Linked DNA regions of Homo sapiens: all the other regions are linked to region 1. The links are chromatin loops, found by intact Hi-C in ENCODE. Cell type or tissue: PC-9. All regions are shown on one strand. Each heading gives the region's core, and the rest is flanking DNA. Links, peaks and the distances in the headings are about the cores only.

Region 1 (8,545 bases), core at 2,208-7,207:
ACCCATGGGGTTTCTCTACATCCTGGCGGAGAAGGGTGATTGTGAATCACAGATCCCACCCAGAATCAAAACTTAAACATGCTTCCTCAAACCTTTGAGTACAAATAGTGTCTTTACCCTCTTCTGGTTATAATTTATTTATTTTTTAATGGAAATTTGAAAGCAGCCATTAAAGATGACTTCCAGGCCAGCTCGTCTGACACAAGGTGAGATTACTTCAGAACTAAGTGGTTCCCAGAAGGGTCTTCCAGCCTCAGAAAGACCGAGGCTTCCAGTGTGAGCTCTGCCAGGCCAGGAGGATGGTGTCGCCTCTGGCTCAGGGGAGACTAGGGTTGAAGACTGTGGCATCTCCTCTGAGTGAAGACTTAAGAAGCTGCAGGATCCTTAATGTACTTGGGCAAATAGCAAGAAAGGACTATAAAGAGGAGAAAAGATGAGAGAAAGAAGACCTTTTGAAATGTATTCTATTGGCTGAGGATCTATGGATTCCTTAGCCTTTGACGGTATCAGTGTGAGCTTGCCTGGAAGCATAGGTCAGTAAGGTGGGGGTGGGGGGTGTCTGTGTGCATTTGTGTGCGTGCGTGTATGTGTGTATGTATATTCTTGGCTTATCCTGGTTTCTTCTGTGTTGTTGATTCCTAACGCGCAGAAAAACCAAACTCTTAACTCTAAATCTATCCTGCTTTTTTATTCTTCCCAAAGGGATCTTTATCAGTGAGATTGATTCAGATTTAACCAAAAATCTAAAATCTATCAGTCACCAAGCACTACTGTGTGCTTTTGTAAAAATAACCTTATTTAATCCTTAGTAAGAATTAAGGCATAGGTGAAGTCGTGTAGTAGGAGTCTTGGGCCTGGCTTTGAACCTAGACACCCAAGGCCTGTTTTAGTGTACGTTTTTTTTTGTGCCATGCTGTGGCACTAACAGAAGAAAGCTCGTGCCCATACTTATACTTTTCTAGGTATTAAAATGTGGTAGGACAAGGAAATCTATCATGTATTAGCTCTTGCCAGAAAGCAGGCAATGTGCTAGGTGCCTCACTGAGACTCGGAACTGCAGAACATTTTTACCTCAAGGCTAAAGAGTATTGAGAAACTTCTGTTTTCTCTATGGTTGCTTCCTTTAGGAAATACCATTGTAGAGAGAAGCTTTCATCTCCACGGAATGCACAGCAAGTTGCCGACCAATGGCTCCACATTTTTCATGCTTTTTATGTGTAACTAAGAAGGAAACTGTTCCTTGTATCATGGGTTACCACAGGCAATCCAGGTCTCACACACCCTTCCCTGGCCCTGGTCCTGGTCCTGGCCTTCTGTCTTTCCGATGGCTTTCCCCCTTTCCTCATACCTCTGGGTATGTCAGTCTAAGGCCAAAGCTTGTGTAAGTCATGCCCTCCTACCAACTTCTGTAGCTCCTGTTTAGGCAAAGGGGTTTCCCGAGCAGCAGTCCAGACTTGAGCTATTAAGGACCAAAGCCCCTCGCCCAGGCAGCCGGCACCCATCCAGAAAGGCAGGGGCCTATCGCCCAGCACATTAGCTTTCTCCCTGCCAGCTGGCCCAGGGAGGCGCAGCGTGCCAAGTGGGGAACGTGTGAATGGGATCCATGCCCATGCATCCCCTGAGAAGTAGAAAATGCACGTGACCAGAACCGCCAAAACCTAACCCAGGGAAAAAGATGACAAGAAAAACTTGGTGTGTTTCTCTAAAGACAACCACAAAACATAAACAAACAAACAAAAACCTAAAACTGTCTCAAGAGTGTCATATAATTTTGTTTTCATCTCTTGCCCTAAAACCTCACACAAAGTTTTACACATTGTGGCTGTTGGCTAAATGTGAAAAACGAGTGAATCTAAGAGCTCCTCGCAGGACCACGTTTATTTGGAAAGTCAGCACGGTGCCTGGCACCATAGTAAATGCTCAATAAATATTCCTGGGCTGAAACATTTGAGGGCCGCAAATTCTTGCCTTTGTTTGACTAAATCCTTCAAATCCCTGAACTTGGTTCATTTACTAAATCCTTCAAATCCCTGAACTTGGCCTACCTGCTTGGCAAACCAAGAAAAACAGTTGGAATGGCTTAAAAACAATAATATCTTACCTTCAATACAAATCCCCCACTTTAAGAAACCCTGGACCTAGATTAAGTCCCACCTCGGTGTCTCTGAGATTCTAGAGGGCTGAGAGACAACCCGGGGGAACAAGGGTGGCTTTCAACATTTGGAGATTTCTTAAACTACAGCTTCTCATCTGAAGAGGCCGCTCCAGGCCTACTGCAGCATCCAGGGTCTCCACTTGGGGCTGGAAGGTGTCAACTCGGGTGGTAACTGCTTTCCCTGTATAATCAGAAGCGCTGACTGACACCTATCAGTAATGCTGACTTGTAAAATTTAGAAAACAGAATCATCAGTCATTTCTATTTGTTTGATGAATAACTCTTTAAAAATCACCATTAAAAAAGGCATTTCACATCAAACAGAGAGATTGAGAATAAGGAGTGAAGAACACGAGGACCTGCTGCCCTGAGTTTCAAGACACTAACAGAAGATTTGGGTCCCACCTTTGGTTGAGAAGAATCAAATTAGAGCATAGTTATTTTTCAACTTGAGGAGGTTCCGGGCTGTGGATATATTGTGCTTATAGGAAGTAAACAAAATCAGAGGAAGAAGTGTATGTGCATCAGTTGGATGCACACAAATCTTCAGATTTTCAGTTGTTATCCACCCACCCTGGCAATCTCATGTACCCACAAGCCTCAAAGCAGTTGGTGTCCTGTGTCCGAGGGACTGGAGGAGCGTAAACCATGGGCTTCTTGAAGTCGGAGCCCATATCTGGGTCATCCAAGGTCCCAGGATCCAGCTCATTCCTGTCACCTTGGAGGTACTTGAGCAGTAATTTGTTTGATTGCACTGAGCGTTCCTCAGAGGGCCTGTTTGTGGAGACAACCTCTATGTGGCCCCTTGGCTGCCAGGCCCTGTCAGCCCTCACAGAGTGCTTCTTCCCCAGGTACCAGTCAGGAACCAGGCCTTTCCCAGCACCCAGAGCCTTTGTCACCGGTAATGTTGGCTTCCTGGGGTCATACCAGGCTGGGTCCAGGAAGCTCTGGCTTAATGCCAGTGTAGTTTTGCTTGTTTAGAATTGTCAGATTTGATAAGGCAGATTTGACAGTTTTTTGAAGTGGATATGGAAGAGGTGGCAGAGAGAACAGCCTTCTACCCAACAGCATGCTGGCTCTGGTACAACTTGTAACTGGAATGCAGGGGGAAAGAGAGCACATACAGGGAATTGGCTGCCTGGCTGAGAACAGGAAGCTGAGGCACAGATCCTTGGATCTCACCAGCCCGTATCTTCCCTCCTTGATTCTTTATTATATTGCTCTTAAGAAATATTGGAACAGACATTTAGTGTCAGGGGCCCTGTGAGGTTGTGTGGGGAACCGCCTTTCAGGAGTTCACAGTCTTGCTGGCAAGATGGTAGGTGTGCCCTGGCATGTCCTGAGATGCCCCATGGCTGTGGTCTAGGCAGTACGTGCCCTGGTGCCTCAGAGGCTTAGAGATCATTTTCGGCTCTTCTCGTCAGGGCAGATTTCATGAAGGATTTTGAGCTGAGATTTAAAATGAAATAGGACTGTAGTAAGTGGATTTCTGTGGCTGAGAAAGAAGAGGGCATTCTATCACCCAATACAGTGGCTCTAACCATGATGGTGGAAAGAGGTAATGGGAAAGGACCAGATTTAGAGAAATTAAAAGAAATTAGGAAATCAATAGAAAAAACTTCCTTCTTTCCATTACTATCTGATTGTTTTCTTCTTGGCCAGAGTATCGGTGTGCCTTGGGCATCAGAAGAGACTGTGTGTGTGTGTGTGTGTGTGTGTGTGTGTGTGTGTGTGCGCGCGCACACACACACACGCACAGAATAGATATCACATCCATGTAGCTGCCTGTTGTGAAAAGGATTCAGAACTCCAATATTGTAGAGGACTGAAGTGTCTGAGAGTTAAAGATCTAGAGTTCAGTGTCGGCTGTGTCTCATTTGCTTTGATTTTGGGGAAATGTGCTTTGCCTTTATAATCTTCGGTTATCTGCTATGTAAGTTTGGAACATTACTTCATGTTTTGTAAGGTGATGTAATTCAGTGCGTGCAAGTACTTTATGAACAAATAAAAGGTATAACTCTGATGCTCTCAGGAAGCAAGCATTTTGCTCTTTTCCTAAAACTGCATAGCTGACTTGGGAATGAGGCGGGGAGAGCTGGTCTCTCTTTTCTAACTCTTCTGGTAGGATGTGGTAAAGACTGAGCTCCTGGGCAATAGAACACTCTGCATGGAGGTTTGTGCCTACAAATCAAACAAAGAGATCAGCCAGAGAGAGCCTGCCTTTTTGCACACACCGTTGGGAGGCTACCTTGTGCCTTTCCCCAGACCACCTGCCTCTGCTTTCTGTCTTGTTCTTTATCTGTTTCTCTCTCTCAGCTCAGCTTTGGGCCCCTGGACTGTTGTCCAAATCTGAAGACCACCCTCCCTGTAGATCTGCCCTCCTCCCCTCCCAACCTGCCCCCACCTGTGGAAGTTTGAATCTGAGCAGAGGCATTCCCCCAGCATGAACCTGGACACTTGACTGTCCGCCCGCCTGGAGAACCAGTCCTTGGTGAAGAAAGAGTGCCCTCTAGTGGGCATTGGCTGGAGCTGCTCCGGACCCACGTCACTCAGCCAAGGACAAAACAACCCGCCACACGGCCCTCCCGCCAAGGATGATCTTGACTATGCCTTTGGGTTTGGTTTGTTTTTCTCCTTGTGTGAAGAAAAAGAAAGAAAGAACAGCAGGAGACAAGTGGTGAGAGCAGCTCCCACAATGCTGTGACAGTCCCTTTATCTTAGGACTTTTACCAAAGAATTAACCCCAGGGCAAGCGATGGCAGCAAGGTACATGTGACATCAGAAGCTTTTTAAAGGACTTGTGACAATTCCTGTATAAATCACCTACCTGTCTCAACTGGTCTCTTCCATAATTGGGTGGATTTGTGGGAAGGAAACTCTTTCTGTAAGAATGATTACCAAATGGGTTAAATATCTTCATGGGCGCAACCCCTCTGCAGATTGCATATCCACTGCAATCAATGACATTTTTCGGGTAGTGGACGCGTCCGGGCCTGCCTGGCCATTAAAACCCTATATGCATGAGGACAAACAAGGGATTTGGCCCTTTAAAACCTATTTCAGAAAAAAGCTGCTGGGGTGGGGAGGGAAGAGATGAGGGGGAGGGAGAGAGCGCAGGGCACCCATCAGGGAAGCAGGAACCTGATCATATGTGATGGTTGCTGGATTAGGTAACAGCTCCGCTGGTTGAAATTGGATCTTGGAGGATGAGTGTTAACATCTCTGGTGTCCTGGCGAAAGGTTCATTTGAGTCTTGCATGGTGCTGCAGAGATAAAAAGGAGCTTTTAAATAATCATTTTGTCTCCTACTCACCAGAGTACTGGCTTCCAGCAATAAATAGGTAGCATCAGTTCTGCTTAGACATATCACCCTTTTCATTTATTTATTTAATGTTGGTGTTTTTTTTTTTTTTTAACCGCCGAGCTGAACAGTTTGTGTATCAGTGAATCCCAACACCCATTCTTAATAGTGGTATATTTGGATTCTCCTTGCGCTGGCTACAAATATGAGCATGCAAGGTTGTTTATTGGTCCATCCCTGTCCCCTCCAAGCATTACAGACACAGCCCAAATCCACCAGAACTGAATTTTCTATGCAAAATAGTGCAAGATGGTTTTCTTTTAAGGTTTTCCCTTGTTCATATTGTTCCTTAAAAAAATTTTTTTTGGGTTTTTGCACAATCATTTTCTATTTTCATAATTTGAGTATAATTTAAAGGGTGTAATTTGGAAATGACTGTTGTTGGTTTTTCTACCCGCCGCCCTCCCCCCCCCGCCCTTTTCTTTTCATTCTTTTGTTTTCTTCAGAACTCTGATTGGGGACCTATTTATGTGTCTTGAACTCTAAGTGTAAATGCAAGCAATATTTATGCCGTGGTGCATTGTATCTATCTTATCAATTTCTAATTGGCCACATTTAGAAACTAAGTCTATTAACTCATAGTGAATTCAAATTTCTTTTTAGGGAGTATTTATTTGCAGGATTCACAAAATGATGTGAAAGCTAAGCGAAATACTAACACTTTCTTGCCCCAGCCAACCCACCACCACTGCGCCCAATTAAATGTATCCTTCATACCTGAAAGAAAAGAGGCAGTATGCTTTATGCTTTAAGCTTTGCAACCCTCCTGAAACTTCCATGGCGGGTAGGGGCTTGCAGTTTATCCTTTCAGTGTTCTTTGCCAGCCTTGACAATTTCCTTTCTTATTTTATTTAAAACCAGTTAGATTTGAAGGCCAAGAAATGTATTAATTAGGAGGTGTGTAGAGTTTGTGTGAAATTGTTTGTGCTTCCCATTGACTATTTTAAAAAGATGGTGTTTTAAAAAGATGGAGCAGAGGCATGAAACTGAGAGGGGTTGGAAAGAGGAAATATTCTCAGAGGTTAATATTAGGTATATGGGAAATATTCATAGTGATGTGTGCGTGATCACCTGTGTAGCTCCTGGAGGAGCGAGGATCAGAACTGTCTCTCTGCCTTGCCTCTCCCTTCTTTCATACCTCACTGAGTTTGGCTGGAGGAATAAGCTGATGGAATGAATGAGGCCGCTTGGGGTACCCATGTGATTGGAGGAGGTAGGATACTTGATGTCAGCTCAAGTAGGCAGTGCTTAACACTAGCCCTGGCAAGGCAAGTCCTGACCATTAATAGGACATCATTCTTTTTTGCTTTGCTGTTGTTGTTGAGACCAGAGGTTGTCCTAAAATCTCTCAGTGTTGGGCCGCATGCAGGACCAGTTGGGTGTGGAGTAGCCAGGTGGACCCACTTGAAGGCATTAACACCCAGCTGAAGGGTTACCAGCCTCAGCTTCGTGGGGAATGTTCCTGCCAGCCGTGGGGGCTTACGGCCTCTTCTGAAGGAAGTATATTGGACATGAGATTCAGTGAGCGAATGAGAGAGTAGAATTTTGCCCCAGCACAATGTTTTGAATAATCGAGCTAAAGTGAAACAACTATATTTATTAATGGCTCAGAGGCGATTCTTTTTTTTTTCTAATTTGTAAATGACCCATAAATTTCTTTGTGGATAAGGCTATTAAAATTTATCATATAAAGAGAAACAACCACATAGAGGTGAAGGAGAGGCTGCTGGGCGCTGCTGCCAGATGTTTGGATGCCCCGAGATTCTTTTCGGTGCCTTTAGGGCCTGGTATTCAGGGCATGGTTACAGCAGCCATCTACTTTCTTAAGGAAACCTTTGTTAGTGGCAATTTGTTCTTCAGAGTGCTTCGGAGATTTAAGTAAATAAATTTAAGAAACAATAACGTGACTAAATCCTTATTGTGCAAAGATCAGCCAAAGGAGCAGTTTCCCATTCAGTCTCCTGAGCCTACAAAGGAAGGATTTTATTGGAAAAAAAAGTCCACAAAATAAACCTCAATGACCTCCTAACCTTTTGCCGTCACCACTATGGCAATTTTGTTTTTGTGTAGCAGAATATTACATATTCAGGTTTGAAGAGAGAAGATCATGACGTGGTAGTGTTGTGGTTTGCGTCTAGGGTGCAGGCTTCCTTCTTTTCTCCTTCCCAGCTACCTGCTCTCCCTCCTCCCTCCCTCCTTTCCTTCCTCTCATCCTTTTTTACTTCACCACGGAGCCCAAGCTTCTGCCCTGCACCTTTTGTCCTCTTTGCTCTTTATGGCCACCACTGATCCACATGGCTCGCCATTCCATTTGATGGTCTCGTGTTTTGTGAGAGCCATACTGTAGTTTTCCTTTTGGCCTAGGAATTGGGATTTCCTTCTGAACAACGTTCAGGGTTGGTTCTTTTGCTGCCTGTTGGCAGCCAGGAGCATGTGGGCACAGCCAGCAGTTATGCTGGTATTATATGTGATGACGCTCAAACATCTAGACATACCCTCATTGAGCTCATCTTCACCTTCCCTGTTACAACCCGAAGCCCTGCTTTGCCAGGGCTGGGAGACACCTGGAACTGGCACTGTCCCCCTGGGGCTCACCAGATGCACTCTGCCATGAAAACAGCTCTTGACTGTGCTCTGGTGTGTGGATATCCACCAGGGACTTAGACCCTGCCACCTCCATCCCCAAAATGTCAACCAACACCGGACCCCTCTCCTCTGCCTTTAATCACTTCCCTCTTTCCCACCCTACCCACACATTCTTTTCAATTTCTTAAAAATTGAAAACACTTTTTATGTTCCCTCTTAACAAAGACTTGGCTGCTGACAACTGAACTGGATTTAGATGAGTGATTTATTTTATGGGAGGTTGTCTGAAGGGGTAGTAAAAAAGACTGTCTCGCTCTTCTGCTGATTTACTAAATCACTGGATCTCCTTCAGTCCAAATCACCACCAAGGGTCCTGGTGTTTTCATAAAGATCAGCCATCTCATTGATCTGAGACGCCATCCTACCAGAGCACTGGCTTCCCT
Region 2 (8,545 bases), core at 1,500-6,499, 550 kb before region 1:
CAGTTTATTTCTAATGCTACGTCAATTTATTTTTCCAAACAGGTTCTCATACTCTGTGGTACCCTCACAGTAGCTCCGGGAGGTTGGGCAGGTCTGTTTAACCACGTTTGGAAGACAAGGAAGAAACCTGAGATAAAAGGGAGCGAGATAAATGTCCTCGTGTCATATAGTAAGCTGACTTGAAGAAAAGATCATGGAAACACCTTGTCCAGTGGCTGGTGTCAGCAGAAGGTCAGTAAGCATTAGCTGAATCTTCACAGCTGCCTTAGCACCTCACTTTATGTCCCCATGACACCTTTGGAGTTACGTGTATATGTCTGTGAGTGAGTGTGTGTATAGAGCGCTGATGTGTTTTTTCTTATCAAAAAGCCAAAGTGATATTTATGATCAGACCATGATTTAGAAAAGATACATTTGACCCATATCCAGTTCCAGAACTGAAGTAATTTCTTTGATCATCTACCTTTAATTACTACATTTTCATATCACCTCAACTCTCACAGTGGCATTGACAGGGAACGCTGGAGTTGCATTCCTGGTTGCCATCGGAGACAAGCCACCCTGTCTGGAGGATGCCTCTCATAACGTTATTTTTTACTCCATCTCATAAAGCCTGTTCTGTATAAATATATTTTAATTAATTAATAAACAGGATGTAATGAATTCTGGCAGGGTGACATTTGAGCACAAAGTGAGGGGCTTAGGCAGATCCTGACATGTGTTAGCCAGGAAAACACCCCACACACATATATACACACACATACACACTCTCTCACACACACTCATGCTCAAAAAGAGTCTTTTTATTCATTGGAGATACTATGTAATAAGGAGTTTCAGAAGGTTAATTTGACATTTGAGAGGAACTAGGCAAGAAATACAGAGGTACAGCAGAGGCAAATGTTCCGCAAGAGTTGGTTATGCTCAATAGTGGTGCATCTATATTTTAGAACTAAAAACACTAGACAACACTAGAACTGATTGTTTCTAGTAAACCTAAAATGGCTCATAAATAAATCCACTTTTTGAGAAAAGAGTTTTATTGTTTCTTACCAGAGTGTTCTCTAGTAAACCCTATCTTGGTATTCAGTGATAGGAATATGGGGACTTACTTGGCACATTGGTGTATTCAATAAATATTAGTTGCATCTTCATAGAATCAACATTTCCTAAAGCACATCAATCTTGATTTTGAAGATCTTGAATGTCCCCACTGTAGCAATTCTTGTCCTCAAGGTGTGCATATGTGAAATGTTCTGGATACATAGTTGGTAATTCAGCTCAATATTGGTAAACTATTTGGTATAAAATCTAGATAAGAAAAATTGCTTTTATTGTTGGAGAACCTTCCTTATTACTTCTCTATGTACTTTAAAAGTTTATTTTTTCCATAAGAAAAACTCTTTCATATTTTAAATTTCAATTTAGATATTCCTCTACTTCAGCTTGTAATACTACATACTGTAATTACACTTCCTTCCTCCCTAGCTATACTCTGAGCTCCTCTATGGAAGAGTCTGTCTTACTCATTTTGTTTCCTTATTGTCTGAATATCAAATGTTCCTGACATGTTTATCAAATGAATGAAAATTTAATCTCAATTGTATTTTTCAGGTCAGCATTATTACTTGAACTCTTGCATTCAAATTTCCTCCTGTTATTTAAGAAGGCTTTAGAAATATTGTCAGCCTTAAGCAAAATTAAAAAACGAGTGATGTATCTTGAGTCCCTTCCATCAACCTTTCTATTCCTCACCCAAGGCCTGTTATCTAACCTGGTTTCTCATCACTTAGTTTTCTAAAGTGCTTAGGATGCTGCCCTTTAGCCATAAAAATGCTCCTCCGAACTCCGTGCTGTATTACTTCCCAAACATTAACACCACTGGCACCAAAAGTGATGCAGGGGTGTGACTGAGGGCAGATCACTTCCTCTGTGAACCTCAGTTCTCTCCTCTGCAAAAGGTAAGTAACAACTCTGTTGCCAAGAGTTCCATTCTTTTGAGTTGAACCAAACATTTACATTCCTGGATTGTCCTGGCAGAACAAGTTTAGGCCATTAACCTAACCATGGTCTGCTTTCAGCTTTTTGCATATGGAAAATCATACATATTAAAAAAAAGCCTATATATATATATACACACACACACACACACACACACACACATATATATATAATTAATGATTATCCTGCAGCCAACTTTACTTACATAGAATTTCAAGACCGTAATCTGCTATCTTTTCCAAAGTCCTTGTTTCCAACAGATTTGTTAAATGCTTAAAAGAATGGCCATCTGGCCATCACATATTAAGCGCCACAAAAGTATTGACTAAATACAATTGACTTCAAAACTTTGAATAGCCTATATTCAGATACATATGATACATATGAGAATTAATATTTATAATAAAAGTTACCTAATCATAATACAGAAAATTTGGAAACCAGAAAAAGAAGGAAAATCATTGAATTTCATCACTATTAATATTTTATATTATTCCTTAATATTTTTCTGAAATATTATAGACAGAGAAAACAAGATTATCATGATCTTCACTGCCACCATGTAGAGCACAATGTAAGTGCTTCACTGTGATTATTTCATATAATTCTCACAATCTACTTATGAAGTAGATACTATTAAATTTCCCATTTCATCCTTAGTCTGATTTCAGAGCCTGGGTATTTGACCACTGTAATAATTGTGGCAGAGACAAAGTATTTTCCCCCATAAAAATCTGTGTTTGCCTTCCTTAATGTAGCATTATTGTTGCAAAGCAGCCTTCCAGCGAGCAAAGCCACATTCTCCAATGCACTTGTCCAGGTGGGATCGTGTAGCTAGTTCTTGCCCATAGAATTTGATTAGGAGGGGGTTGTGTCACTTCAGGCCTGAGGTGAGCAGTAGGTGTCGCTTTCGGTCTTGCCTTTCATTTCATTGAGGTGAAACTAATGAACCCCATGGTCCTGGAGGAGATGGTGGAGTTATGGAATAGAAGGAGCTTGAATCCCTGAATCACCTAGAAGGTTCTCCTCCAAGCACCAGCATTGAACTACTGTGAACTTGTATGAGTGAGAAATGACCTTTTATTATAAAACCACTGAAATGTCAGAGTTTGTCTATTATTTTCATTAATACCTTAAATAATACACTAATACTATATACTGACATACACTTCCAAGAAGGTACATTTGTAAACATACTGATATCCAAGCTTTCAAATTACTTTCTAAATTTTACATCATTTATGAGCATTAGACCCATAATATTGTATGATTTCTATTTCTATTAATTTAAATATTTGAAAAATAGCAAAGCATGCCACACAGTTGTATTGTAATTTCTTATTGGTAGACTTCTGTGTTATTTAGTTTTTGTCAATAACTATGAAACCATGGTCTGTTTGACATCCTCTTTTATATATTGTTTTCTATGTAAGAATTAAGTAATTACAAATATTCCTACAAGTGAGATTACTGTCCCAAAGTTTGTGAACATTAGTGTATACAAATTTATTTCAAAATATTTTTTACCAATTTTTTTTTGCAAATAACAATGCACTAGATTGTGTGTCTTATAACTTACCAGGACTGAATAATATTTTAAAAAACTATTTTCAAGCTTAATAAAGAAAAATGACAAATTGATGTTTTGATTTGACTTAATATGCTTACTAGTGGGTTTATTTTCTTACTCCTCATATGTCCTACTAGTGACAGGGTGAATATATTTAGTATCTGTCATTTCCTTTGATCCTTAGCTAGACAGATATGTATATGTTGATAAACTTGATTAAATGTAGAGGACTCAAACAACAACAAAAAATTAACCCTATAGCCGTGTGTTTGGAGGATATCACACAATGTATAAGCAGAAAATTAAAAGTCTCAGTTTGGCATTACTGAAGGAGAAAGAGAGATGTAAGTGGAAATAGCCTATATAAATATGGAAGAGTCCATCTCTGTGGAGCTAGATCCCCCATTGTAGGAACTGAAGTTATCTTTCAGGATTTACACAAGAGGATAACCAATACTCAATATATTGGCCATTTCACATTGCCACTATCTAGAATGCCAGCTGTTACATTCAATGAGCCCACTATCTTTTAAGGGACTAGAACAGAAAGCAGAAAGCAAAGAAATGAAGACATTAGAAATACCAAATGTATCTCCCATTACCTAGATAATTTTAATGACAGTTCCATTTTGGCCACATTTATTCCAATAACTGTCATATTTTCCCACTTCATTTGGCTCTATAGACATAATCATAGATATAAAGATGCATTTTTAAAGTGGGGGTGGGAGGAGGGAAACACCACTGTATTCCATGTATAAAAGAACTTATCCTTACTGTCCATTAGAAGACACTACAATGCTGATTTAAATTAAACTTAGGTCAACTGGTTGCCTAGTAGTAAGAACTAACCTCATATCCATCTAAATATAAATCTTAGTTGGTATTTATTTCAAAGGTTTGTTAGTTTATTTCAGGGGTGTTTAGTGGCTTTGGCATTCCTTTCAATAAGGCATACAGAAATTGTTCTTTATGTTATCAACTGCATTTATTCTTTCTCAAATATTAAAGCTAAATATTCTAGAAAATCCAAATTTCTTTATTCAGCCCAGTGATATGGTTTGGCTCTGTGTCCCTACACAAATCTCTTGTTGAATTGTGATTCCTAGTGTTGGAGGAAGGACCTGGTGGGAAGTGATTGAATAATGTGGGCATATGTCCCCCTTGCTGCTCTTGTGATAGAGTTCTCAAGAGATCTGGTTGTTTGAGGGTGTGTGGAACCTTCCCCTTCTCTCTCTCTCTCTCTCTTTCTCCCTCTCTCTCTCCTGCCAGCCATGTGAAGACATGCTTGCTTCCCCTTCACCTTCCACCATGACTGTAAGTTTTCTGAGGCCTCCCCAGTCATGCCTCTTGTACAACCTGTGGATCTGCATATCAATTAAACCTCTTTTCTTTATAAATTACCCAGTCCCAGGTACTTATTTATAGCAGTGTGAGAACAGACTAATTTATCCAGCATAATTGTTAAAGCAAAGAAGCTCTGATAGTTTATTTTCTGTTAAACGGAATTACGTAAAGGAGACAATGCAAGTCTCTACATGCTGAAACTGAATATGATTAGAATTATGGTTAAAATTCTGTCAATTAATTACAAATAATTCAAGAATTTTAACCCAAATCACATTACTCACAACTCGATATTTATACTAATTCTACTAGGTATCATTTGAATCATTTGCAAAACAGTAAAGGAAGAAAATAACTGAATGACTTGTACTTATTAGAGATTGTTCACATAAATATAAATGACCAGTTGACAAATCATTGATTTTTCACCCTTGTTCATGTTGCCCAAGACAATTAACATAAAAGCAGATGAACCCGTACTACAGTAATTCTAACTTATTAAATGTCATTAGAACGTCATTTATCAGGAAAAAAAAACAATACTCCCAAATCATTTTTGCTGGATTTCATTTTAGAGATTTTTAAAAAGCATTTATCATAATTTCAAAATGCAGGAGATCCATTAAGGCAGGGATACTATCATTCTTCCTGTCTACTGGAATATAGGGACCTGCATGTTCTTTGGCTTGTGGCATGTGTGTAGTAATTATTTGCTGGATTTTTAAATATTGCTGATATTCGATCTCTCATTTTAGTTCTAAGTAGAACCACAAAACTTCAGAGCTCAGAAGGCTGAATTTTATCTTATACTCGAAATTTTAGAACACATTTCAAAACTACATAACACCTCACCAACTCCAATACAATGAACCTATTTCTTTGCACGTCATTAGGAAAATGTCACATCTCAAAGCTTCAAAGGACTTTGTGTAATAAATTTATTTCCTGAGCATGCTTTTGTGTTTTTTAAAGATTCAAGCTCAAGTTAAAGATTTGACTTATTATAATTAAAAGAAAAAGGAATATATGTTATTTCAATGCAAAGATCTAGAGAAAAATCTGTGCATCCAAATCAGCCATAATAAAAGAATGAAATCATGTTTTTCACAGAAGCATAATAAATGGAACTGGAGGCCATCGTCTTAAATGAAATAACTCAGAAATACAAATAGCATATATTCTCACTTATAGGTGGGAGCTACATAACGTGTACACATAGACATAAAGTGAGGAATAATAGACACGGAAGACTCTGAAGGGTAGGAGAATGGGAGGAGGGTGAGGGATGAGAAATTACTTAAGGTAAACAGTGTATACTTTTTGGGTGATGGTTACACTAAAAGCCCAGACTTTACCACTACACAATATATCCATGTATCTGCACTCGTACCTCTAAATTTGTTCAAATTTTTAAAATATAATAAATATTTACCTATTGTAAAAGATAATAACATTTTTTTGTGTGGTGGACTTTAGAAATAAGATTACACTTTCAGGTGGAACTGAAGCTGAAACCCAGCTCTTCTGCTTATTTCAAGTTCTCTACCCTTTTGAAAACCCATTTTCTTCATCTACAAAGTGATACACTAATCCCTACTTCACATGGTTGTGATAATTAAATGAAATAATGCATGTAAGACACTAGCACAGTGTTTGGCAAGTAGAACAACCTCTACCGTTATGAACTGAATTTTTGTGTTTCCCCCAAAATCATATGTTGAAATCTTAATCCCCAATGTGATGCTATTTGGAGACGGGGCTTTGGGAGGTAATTAGGGTTAGGTTAGGCCATGAGGGTGGGACCCTCATGATGAAATTAGTGGTCTTTCAAGAAGAGGAAGAAAGTGTTCTCTCTCTCTCTCTCTCGCCCCCCCCCTCCTACCCCCTATCTTCACCAAGGAATAGTCATGTGAGGACCAGAGAGAAGGCAGCCATCTTCAAGCCAGGAAGAGAGACCTCATCAGAGCTCAACAATGGCAGTGCCTTGACTTTGGACTTCCAGCCTCCAGAACTGTGAGAAGATAAATTTCTCTTGTTTCAGCCACCCAGTCTATGGCATTTTACTGTGGTAGCCCAAGATGACTAGGACACCTACCATTCAACACTCTTTAAATGCTCAGGGGCAGTTCTTCATGAAGGCAGGTAACTCAATAAACTCTAAAGTCTGCTCCAAGCCATAGACTTTTGATTGTCTACTGTGAACTGTCCAGTTGAATTCCCACAGGGTGACTTGATCAACTTTCCAATCATGCTTATCCTGTCAGCTTTGAACTGACCCATGACATTTCAGATTGGAAGTAAAAAGTCTAGATCTTAAAGTATATTCTTTATATTAACCACTTCTTTTGAATAAATCTAAATACTACCGAAAATTTTATACATGTAACATAAAATAATCATGACAAATATAACATAAAATCGTTTTAAAGTTTAATTTTAAGGTAATTCTTCACTGGGAAAATTCAAGCTATTTTGATGTTTTAGGAACTATGTCAAGATAATCAGAAACCCATTATTTGGATGAAACAAACAGGAGAGTATTATTAGCTACAAGGGATCTATACAAAATAACTCTGCTTTTAGTTCCATCACTGTGGAATTTGGAGAACTTTTATAGCATTCTGTGGGATGTTGTCAATTGTTTTGATAGTTTACAGAAAGAATACTGATGCATGCAGGTGTGTGTATACCAGATACAGAGGTGTTGGCAGCCAGACTATTTTACTGTGGAATAACTCTGTGATCACTTCTTGGTCTGCTACAGAACAAACCAAAATAAGAGTTCTCTCCTCACTTCTTCATGCTTGTGTAACCGTCCAGAAAGAGCGTGACCATGTAGGATGTCATTAGGCCCAGTTTTCATCCCTGTTAAATTGCAGGCCGCAGTTCTCTGTAGCTTCAGGAGGGTCAGGCTGCTGTAATGTTTAAGGGACATTAAGTAAGGACAGTTGGGAATGCCAGCTCTGCCAGTCAAGCATTAGGAAGGGTCAGAGTGTAGTCACCTGCCTATTCCCTCTTCCCCTTATCCACATCACAGATTGTGACACTAATCTCTGAAGCCAGTCTCAATTTACTATAAAGAAATGTCTCCTATGTTTTCTTAGCCAGTGTAATTCTCAGGCTGAAGTTCCAACTGCTTCCAGGGCTAGCACAGTTGTTAATAAGTGGGCTGGATTTTTTTTTTTTACCCTTGATTTAGTTTTCTGCTGATCTTCAGCATGGCGGAGAGTGATGCGGTAACAATTTAAGCCCTTGCACAAGATGAGTGAAATGAAGAAGATGCAAAATCTAGCTAATTCTAGTCTTTCTTTCTTTGAGATGGCTGATATTTCCTGTCTGCCTCTTGAGTGATTAATAATGCAGTGGCTGATTCTTCTTTACCCAGAGGGTTATTGTCATCCTTGGTAGAGTTTGACATTTTACACTTTAAGTAAGCACACCCTTAGGCGAGGAGACACCAAGAGACGAATTTCCTTATTAAAAGATGTCACCAAAAGAGCAAGTCAACAAATATGCCACTGCCAAGAAACAACCAACAGACTAAATAGAAGGAGAAAATGAAACAGAGTAACTTGGGAGAGGAGGGGAGGACAAAGAAAAGAGGAGGAAAGAAAGATGAAGAGTAGA
Region 3 (8,545 bases), core at 2,022-7,021, 290 kb after region 1:
GCGGTTCATTTTGCTTGTGAAATGCAAATACTCGAATGATGACAGATGGGGCTGGGAAGAAGTGTTTTGTTTTTTTTAAAATAATTCTATAGTTCCATCAAATGTTCTGGTCTTAGGCAAAGGAGAGACTTGAATGTGGCATATATTGGAACCCCATGGTGGTCAAGAGATGTTTCTTTGTAGGGTTCTTTTTCATGTACACTTCAAGATGAAATTAAATCTCTCTGAAAATAAATCCCAAGAATCATGTCTGATAACATAAAACCCATCAACAGTTCTTGCTTAGACCTCAGAACACCCATTTTAAGTATAGAGTCTACTTGGTTTTCTGGAAGGAAACCAGATCTGTGCACTTGGCGGTACTTTTGTCCAGAGTGCTGACAACCTTAGACCCATTACAGGAAGCTAGATCCTACTTTTGGAGCCAACAGCCATTTTTCCTTTTTCAGTTGGTTCTGATAGAATATGTGCAGAGTACCCACTGCCACAGAGTAGAGTGGTTAGCAGCCCAGGAAAGAAATAGAAATTGAATCAAATTCCCATTTCTGCCACTTACAAGTTCTGTGAACTTAGACAAGTTATTTAACTTCTTTAATGCAAATTTACTCATTTGCAAAATGAGGATAATAATATCTAATTCACAGGGCTGCAGTGAGGATTATGTGAGATAACATATATGAAATGCTTAGTGAAGTGTTGCTTACGTTGTAAGTGCTGAAAACCATTATCAGCCTTTAGCAGGGTCTTACCTAAGCTCTGGGGGAAAAGCTGGGTTTTCATGATGGCAATGAGGGCAAAGGCTATGTATGTAGTTACCACTAAATATTCTCACACGAAAAGAATATATAAATAGCTTCATCTGCTTTTTCTAGAACAGAGATTGGCAAACTTTTTCTATAAAGGTTCAGATGGTAAATATTTTAGGATCGTAGCTATATAATTTCTCTTGCAACTTTGTCATAGTAGCATGAAGGCAGCCATAGACAATATGTAAACAAAGGAGTGTGACTGTGTCCCCATAAAACTTTGTGTACAACCCAGGCAGCCAGCTGGACTTGATAGTTTGCCAACCTCTATTCTGGAATAGAAGCTGTTGTTTGATAAAGGACAATGGTCAATAATTCAAAGGAACAATAACCAGAATCACATCCTATTATTTTTCTGCATCTCTTTGTCCACCCCTCAACCCATACAATAGAATGTTTAGTTGATTTTAGTCACATAGAGGATTTGTAGCCTAAATTTCCAAAGGTACTACTAGTAAATAATGTACAGATTATGGACAGTAATAACATTTAACAGGCTAGATACAATTGGCTATATAGATGAAACAAAAAGGAAATTAAAACTTGGTTAAAAAACACATTTTGCACAGGAAAACTAGATAGTCTACATCATAGAGAATTATAAAATGAGCCATTGATTCTCCCGACTCTCTGGTGAGTATATTTTTAAAGTCCTAGAAAACTTAGAAGGCACAGTGAGAATTGGAAATTTTAACATCAAACACACACACACACACACACATAAATATTCAACTGATCTTCAAAAGAAGCATGACCTTAGAAATCACTGTAGGATAAATTCCAGCTGAGTCTCCACACACAAACCTGCTTCGTAAAAAGGAAAATGATCATGTTCAAATTCACTCTCATCGCTGACTGTGTTGGGTGAAAAAAAAGAGAACACAATGCTTTAGTTAGATATTTCAAAGTTAATCAATCAGCTAGTTTTTTTCAAAACAACCAGGTTTTTAAATTAGTTTAACTTTTCTTCAGTTTTCGAATCTGACCATTTGTGATATTGATATGCAAATCAGATCACATTCCCCTTCCCATGCCCTTCAATGGCTTCTCTTTGCTCTTGATGCTCTTGGGATAAAGACCAAACACACTATCTGTCCCACATGCTGTTCCTTGGTCCTCATGACTTCCCATTCCAGCTGCATCTTCAACCACACTCCTCCAGGCTCTTTAAACCTCAACGATGCTGGTCTTTTGTCATTTCCGCCAATGTTCCAATCTCTCCCTCACCTTGGTCTAACTCACCACCACTACCCCTCTGCCCCAAAATCACCACCACACACACGCTGTGTTAGTCTCATTAACTTCTGTACACTGTTTAGGCCTCTGTTCAAAACTTACTTCCTCAGGGAGCCTCTCCCAAGCCCCAGTCAACTGTGATAGAACCTGTCTCTAGCCTACAAGCTCTTATTATAGTTTTTCATTATACATTCATTAGGGTGATGATTTAATTAATGTCTGTTTTTCCCACTGGGCTATCCATCCCCCAAAGAGCAGGAAATGGGCCTCTATTTGAATGGCAGAGGACTCACCTCAGTGCCTGGAATGCAAGCAGAGCCATAATAAATAGAGATAATGGAGCGGTCGTCAGAAGGATATAGAATTAAAATGTAGCCATGAAAGGTCAAAACTGAATTTCTAAGGGATATTGTATATATTGCAGACAAAACATTGCCATTTTTCAAAATAATACAGATTTTCTTGCTTGTTCATTGCTCTTAACTCATTTTCTAGATTTAGTTTGGCAAACGTTTTCTATAAAGGTGCAGATGGTAAATATTTGGGGTTTGGGGGCTGTATGATTTCTGTTTCAGCTACTCAACACTGCCATTGTAGCACGTTGTGGAAACCAGAGACAGTACAGAAACATGAATGTGGTAGGGATCTAACAAAACAAGGGATTCTCAATTTCCATACTGTTGACATTTTTCCCCAATAATTCTTTGCTGCTGAGCTGTTATGTGCATTGCTGTATGATTAGCAGCATTCCTGACCTTGACCCATTAGATGCCAACAGTGCTCCCACCTCCACTAATGACAACCAAAAATATCCCTAGACATTGCCATAGGGGAGCAAAGTCATCCCAGTTAAAACCACTGCAATAAAATTTTATGAAAACAAGTGGCAAACTGGATTTGGCCTATGGACTGTAGTTTGCTCAATCCTGATCTGAAAGAAAGAAAAAGAAAACTAGGAAATTCCCTAATGGGTGCTATTTCTGGAAGGGCTATTAATTTATTTTCTAGCTTCTTGGATTTTCTTCATGGGGTATAGACCCTTTGAAGACTTTCTTTCTCAGAGGTGGGTAACCTCTTGGAGTATAATCATTGCAGCCCTCAGAGACAAGCAGGGGCAACTGGTTTAGACTGTATAGAATTTGTTTGGTCAAGTAAAGGATGCTGGCTCTGTTTATATGTGAGTTATTCCACCCATTTGGACCCCTGTAATCCCTTTGCTTACTTTGATTACTTTGATTAGTTTTTTGTTTTTTGTTTTTTTTTTAACTAGCTTCTAGCATAGTGTGCATTGCAAGGCAACTGAGAGCTGAAGGTAGAGTGACTAACGGCAGGGCTAATGTAGGTTAGCACTAGGTTAGATCCAGCTGTTGATCTAAGTCTGAGAGAGCTGGAAGTATGATCCTAGGAACCATTCTATTCCTTCCCACCTTAATTTTTTTTTTTTTTTCTTTTTGGAACTCAGGTACACAGACTTGGATTTATCATGGTCTTTGGATCATGATACCCTCTCATCACTGGTCTGGGCATGGCCCATTTTTGGCTTGTTTATATGTTTATGTTATAAATATCTGTGCCTGCCCTGCCACTCCCCCAACACAAAAAATAGAACATAGTCACTAACTGACCCGTCCCTAGATGTTCTATCTCTATCCTGTCCCTCTGTTTCCCCTCACCTGAGGCAACCATGTCCTGATGCTTATCTTCATCTTCCTACTTTACTTTGCAAGATGTTGGTTTTCTCATCTTTAAGGCGGGAAAGGGCAAAGTGACTGTCATCTCATCTTTTAAAGCTCCACCTTTATGGCTTTAATGCTGGCTTCATTTTCTCTGGCAATCCTCAGAAATTGTGCCACGCAAATATTTTACATCTCTAAAGAGGAGAAAAAAACCTAGGCAAGTCAATGTTGTGAGAGATACACACACAAAAACAGAGATTTCAGTTCATGTTGAAGATAGCTCATTGTGAGGTATCTTGCAGCCAAGGAATCTACAAGGTGCTAAGGCCATGAAGATGTGCTATATCAAAAAACGTTTTTCCTCTGCTAGCCAAATAGATTTATTATAAATATTGAGGCCTTTCCCCTTCCTTGGTCATTTCTCTACTTTAACATTAAAAGAGTTGTATCATTTACACAGCTCTGCTGAAGAGAGTTCAGTCTATTTGCCCCTGGGGCAGCAATGCTGGTATGGTAAACTTCAACACAGCGTGTAATGCATGGTCTAATTTTAAATTCTTCAAAATGCCGATTTATTTGACTTTTACCAGACCAGGAAGATAAGGCAGTCATGCTCCCATGCAGCTCGACATCTCTGTATGCTTGAAATTAAACCTCAGGGAAGAGGGGAACACAGGCCTGAGCACTGGGTATGAATAAAGGAGGCTGGTGCTGACATACAAGTGAAAGGGAAGATGTAAAAGAGAAGGAGACACTTGGGAGAAAACAATCCCTTGTGGGGAGGGAGGGGAGATGAATGTCATTAATAGCAATTTGCATCGCTATTGATTTAATGTGGGAGAAACTGAACTCTCCTGTAGCTGTCCCTGACATATTTGGGTGAGATTCTAGTGACCTCCAGTGGAGGTTCTCTAGAATTACCCTCATTGCCCCGGGACACTAAGACGTTAATTTCTGCACTTAACAAACCTGTCTCCCCTTACACATATTTTGTGCTCCCTTTACTATTTGAATTGAAAATAGCTTCTCAATGCATATAATTTTCAAATAATCTATAAAAATTCTAATTGTAATACAAAAGTTCAAAGTAATTTTTAAATAAAATAAATCAAATAAAAATAATGAATAAATATATACATAAAATAAAAGAAAATCTATATTCGAAGATATAAATGTTCACATCTGGGTGTTCTAGAAGACATAATTACTTGGAAACTTGCATCTAGTCCTAGACTCATCAAAAACCCAGAAATCCAGTAGGTGGAAATGTACTATATTGGCCTCAAGGGCCACCAGCAGCATTGCTATAGGTTAGGTAATTTTTTAAAATAAGTTAAAAAAAAATGGTAAAATTCCAAACTAGACAAAGACAGTCTTCCCTAGGAAACTTAAGGTATATTCAAATTTTGCAAAATGCCCCCCAGGCAATTATATAGAGGCTTTTCTCCTGTTCTAGTGAAGCTTTCCAAAACTGCTGGGGATGCTGCAGCAATTCTCTGTCACGCTGGACTTGCTGGACTGTCCTCTGTATTGTAGAATATTTACCAACCCTAGTCCTGCCCCACAGATAGTGATAGGACTTCTCATCGATGGAGTGATCAAAAACTCCCATGCAAATGACCAAAGAGCCTCTGGCGAAAGAACCACCCTGTGAAGCATTGCTGCCCGGGCCTTCCTCTGACAACACAGAGGGCCCTTCTACCCTATGGGGGTATTCCCCTGGGGCTGACTCCAGGACTTGGAACTATGGGGTCTTGACCTTTTCCTCCTAATTTGGGGAATTCTTGACACTGCAGACAGGGTGTTCCTGGGGGAGCTGGGAGGGGAGAGCAAAAAAGAGGCTTCAAACTGGTGAATGGTGGAGTAGGTGAGGTGAGCACAGCACTTCAACCTGACCACAGCAGCACGGGAGGTGGAATGCCAGGTTCTGAAGCCAGATCTCATTACCATGAGACTCCAGGGTTGTAGCTCTGCACCAGTGGCTCTCCTGGGTGTGTTATTTATCTTAAGTTCAAAGCGGGGCATAGTTGGCCTCACACTGCTAGGATTCTGATAATTTTTCCTTCAGGCTTTTGAGAGCGCAACTCTCTAATTCTTAGTTGCAAATGTTTCATGCCTAATAAAAACAAAATATACTCAACAGAGATTATTAATAACAGCACGATGATCCGAGAATAGATTTTGTTGTTTATTTGTTTGTTTATTTTTTGGGAATAGCGCAAATGTTCTACACTCTAAGCCAACATTCTCCAAACTGTATTTGAAGGGACGCTCACTTTACTGGGGCCAGTCATAGATATTTCTCTAAAAAAGAAGTGTTCTTTATTAAACAAGATCAGAAATGCTGGCTTAAATGACTTATACCAGGCATAAATTTCACAAACTCCGGTGTGCAAAAATGTAACTACTTTCTAAAATGGAACAAAAACTAACTTTTCAATTTAGTCCTATTTGGTGTCTTAGGAAAAAATACTAATACCAACAATGCAAGGGAGACTCCACTACAGCAAGTGACCTCTGTCAGTCTAGGGCTGTCCCCTTCACTCTTCTACTTCCTGTGGGTGACATAAAGTTAGGGTGGGGCCTACTTCTCCAGGCTTTGGCAGGGAGAGGGTGCCAGGTCTTCAGGCTCTGCGCTCCGGACATCCACTGCCAAGGGGATAGGTCTTGTCTGTTTTTGGCCTTAGCCTTCCACCCTGATGCCTTGGCCATAATCATCCCATCTCTTGGGGCCCTTTGGGTCTGCCAGCCCTCATTCAAATGCTCTTCCAAGGCCTTCTCCAGTGCACAGACATTTTAGCTTCTTTCCCTACACCACAAGCAGGTGTGAGAAGCTCCAGAACATTTCTAGGCTGGAAGCTTCCCCAAGCTACATTATGGAATTGAGGTCCTGGGTCCTCTGCTTTAGAACCCCCAAAGTTATCTGGATTTCTATCATTGCATCATGTGGCCCATTCCCCACCAGGGATGTTGGCCTGTGTGTTGATGGGCCAGAGGGCCCGTTCTCAGAAAAACTCTGTTAGTTGCTGAATCTAATATTCTTCCCGCAGGTTCAGAAAAAACATCAGCCTCCTCTATCCCTGAAGGGATTTTTATTTCCTCAGCCTGTGGCCTAAAATTGGCTTGGCAAATAGTCTTTGACCTTCCAAACCAACTAATTAGAACAATGGTTCAGACGATTTTGCCTTCCAGGGAACATGTGACAATGTTTGGAGACATTTTTTATTGTCACAGCTTGTTGGAGGGTGCTACTGGCCCCTAGTGGGTGAAGGCCAGGAGTGCTACTAAACATCCGACAATGTGCAGACCAGTCCCCAGTAACAAAGAATTCTCCTGCCCAGAGCATCGATAGTGCTGAGGCTGAGAAACTCTGAGTTGTTCTTATTATTTTTTTTTATATCAGAGAGAAAAGGAATCAATTCATTTTCTTAAATTTCTAGCCTAATTTTATGTTCTAGTCAATGACCATACTCCTTGCTGACTGCTGTTATTCAACAACCGTATTAACAATTTCCACTGGACCTTGGAAAACTGCAGACATAAGCAGTTCGGGTGAAGAGACTGGGTTTTTCTAATCTTCTAGATAATGTGCACCTGGATACTGATAAATGCCCTCCCCTCTGCTGTCTCTGCACATCCCTTCTGTAGAGGAGGATAGTGGAGGCAGGAAGGAGTAGCCTTTCTTGTCTTTGCAAAGCTCTCTGAAATTTGCAGCATCCCCACCTATGGGGAATCACTGGCTGCCTTCAAAGCAACCAGGTTTTTTGCTGAGAAGGAACTGGAGAGCGGCTGTGTTCCAAGGCTCACAGGCTCATCCTGGGCCCCTCTGAATTCAGAGCCACATCCTTCATGGTACCCTAGAGGGGCATCAATAAGCTACATGTTCCCCTCAACATGCCCAGTGGGTCCACAGATGCGTTCAACCTGTGATATGCAGAACTTGGGGGTTGACAGAAGGGTCTGGGGGCCTCACTCTTCAACCAGAGTTATAATTTCCAACTTTTGTCTTTTAGATCAAATTCAGTCTAAAGAAATAGTTCTGAAAGTATAAAGGAAGATGGAGACACAACCTATGAGAAAGGGATATGGGGTCAGTGTCTCAACGGGACACACTGCTGAGTGCTCAGGCTTCTGTCCCTTGAGCACACAGCACAGAGCAGATGGACATGTGTGTCACTTCCCTCTCAACCACTGGAGGTGAGTTGTAAGGAACTCCAGGGAGCCCTAAGGTGATAACAGTGCAGATGGTGGAGCTGGGAGATGCTCTAGGAACAAAGGAGGAGAACATTGCATCTACCAGAGAGTCTGCCCTATCCAACATCTATCCGCTGCCCAGTCCAGGACAAGATCTCCACCTGTAGCTAAGTTTGCTTTTTTGTCCTCCTCTCAGCAGCCCTGTGCATCTGCCATGCTGGTATCGGCTGTGGTGTGCAGAGGAAGAGAGAGGCTCCTGTCCTTGGGTACCCTCCTGCCAGCACCTGCTGCCTCTGTGGAGGGAGGGGGAGAACCGAGCCGTGTGGCAGCCATGGCTCCTAACATGCAGAGCACACTTGTATCACCAGGAACATCTGTCACAGCCATAACACATTTAGTCTGGTTGTTTTGTTTATACAACCCAAAGCAACCAGTCGGACTAAGATCTTCACAAAAGAGTGATGGGGTAGGGCAGGGAGGCGTCAGAAAAGGCTGACATCATTTAAATAGAGAATTGGATACAGCCGTAAACAGGTGACTTCAGACTTTGATATCTTAAGCTACACTATGAGTTGACCTATAATACTTCCAGGCACTTTCTATTATGCTGGGTGACAGTAAAAAGCAGGCAAG

The links. A loop is a pair of places that touch in the nucleus more often than their neighbours do. Peaks named below come from ENCODE experiments on the same cell type or tissue, not always from the same donor. Only the 100,000 strongest peaks of a DNase experiment are listed, where the experiment ranks them.
Region 2: a loop joins it to region 1, with 9 times the contacts of the local background. A loop is called at or near these places in 7 of 110 quality-filtered maps.
Region 3: it touches region 1 in a loop (8-fold over the local background); 30 of 110 quality-filtered maps call a loop at or near these places.

The regions. Positions count from the first base shown.
Region 1 is chr1:164,782,833-164,791,377 of GRCh38, forward strand. The region is part of intron 2 of PBX1 (PBX homeobox 1); the gene reads left to right. Among named protein-coding and RNA genes, the nearest start is that of PBX1-AS1, 12 kb to the left of the region's middle. In PC-9, for the core only: CTCF peaks have their summits at 4,681 (motif pointing left) and 4,881; a DNase peak (open chromatin) is centred at 4,649; H3K27ac peaks cover 1,922 bases.
Region 2 is chr1:164,237,383-164,245,927 of GRCh38, forward strand. No RefSeq gene overlaps it. Among named protein-coding and RNA genes, the nearest start is that of PBX1, 320 kb to the right of the region's middle. In PC-9, for the core only: no CTCF peak of the experiment used is centred there; no DNase peak of the experiment used is centred there.
Region 3 is chr1:165,068,981-165,077,525 of GRCh38, forward strand. No RefSeq gene overlaps it. Among named protein-coding and RNA genes, the nearest start is that of LMX1A-AS2, 130 kb to the right of the region's middle. In PC-9, for the core only: CTCF peaks have their summits at 4,584 (motif pointing left) and 6,968 (motif pointing left); a DNase peak (open chromatin) is centred at 4,591.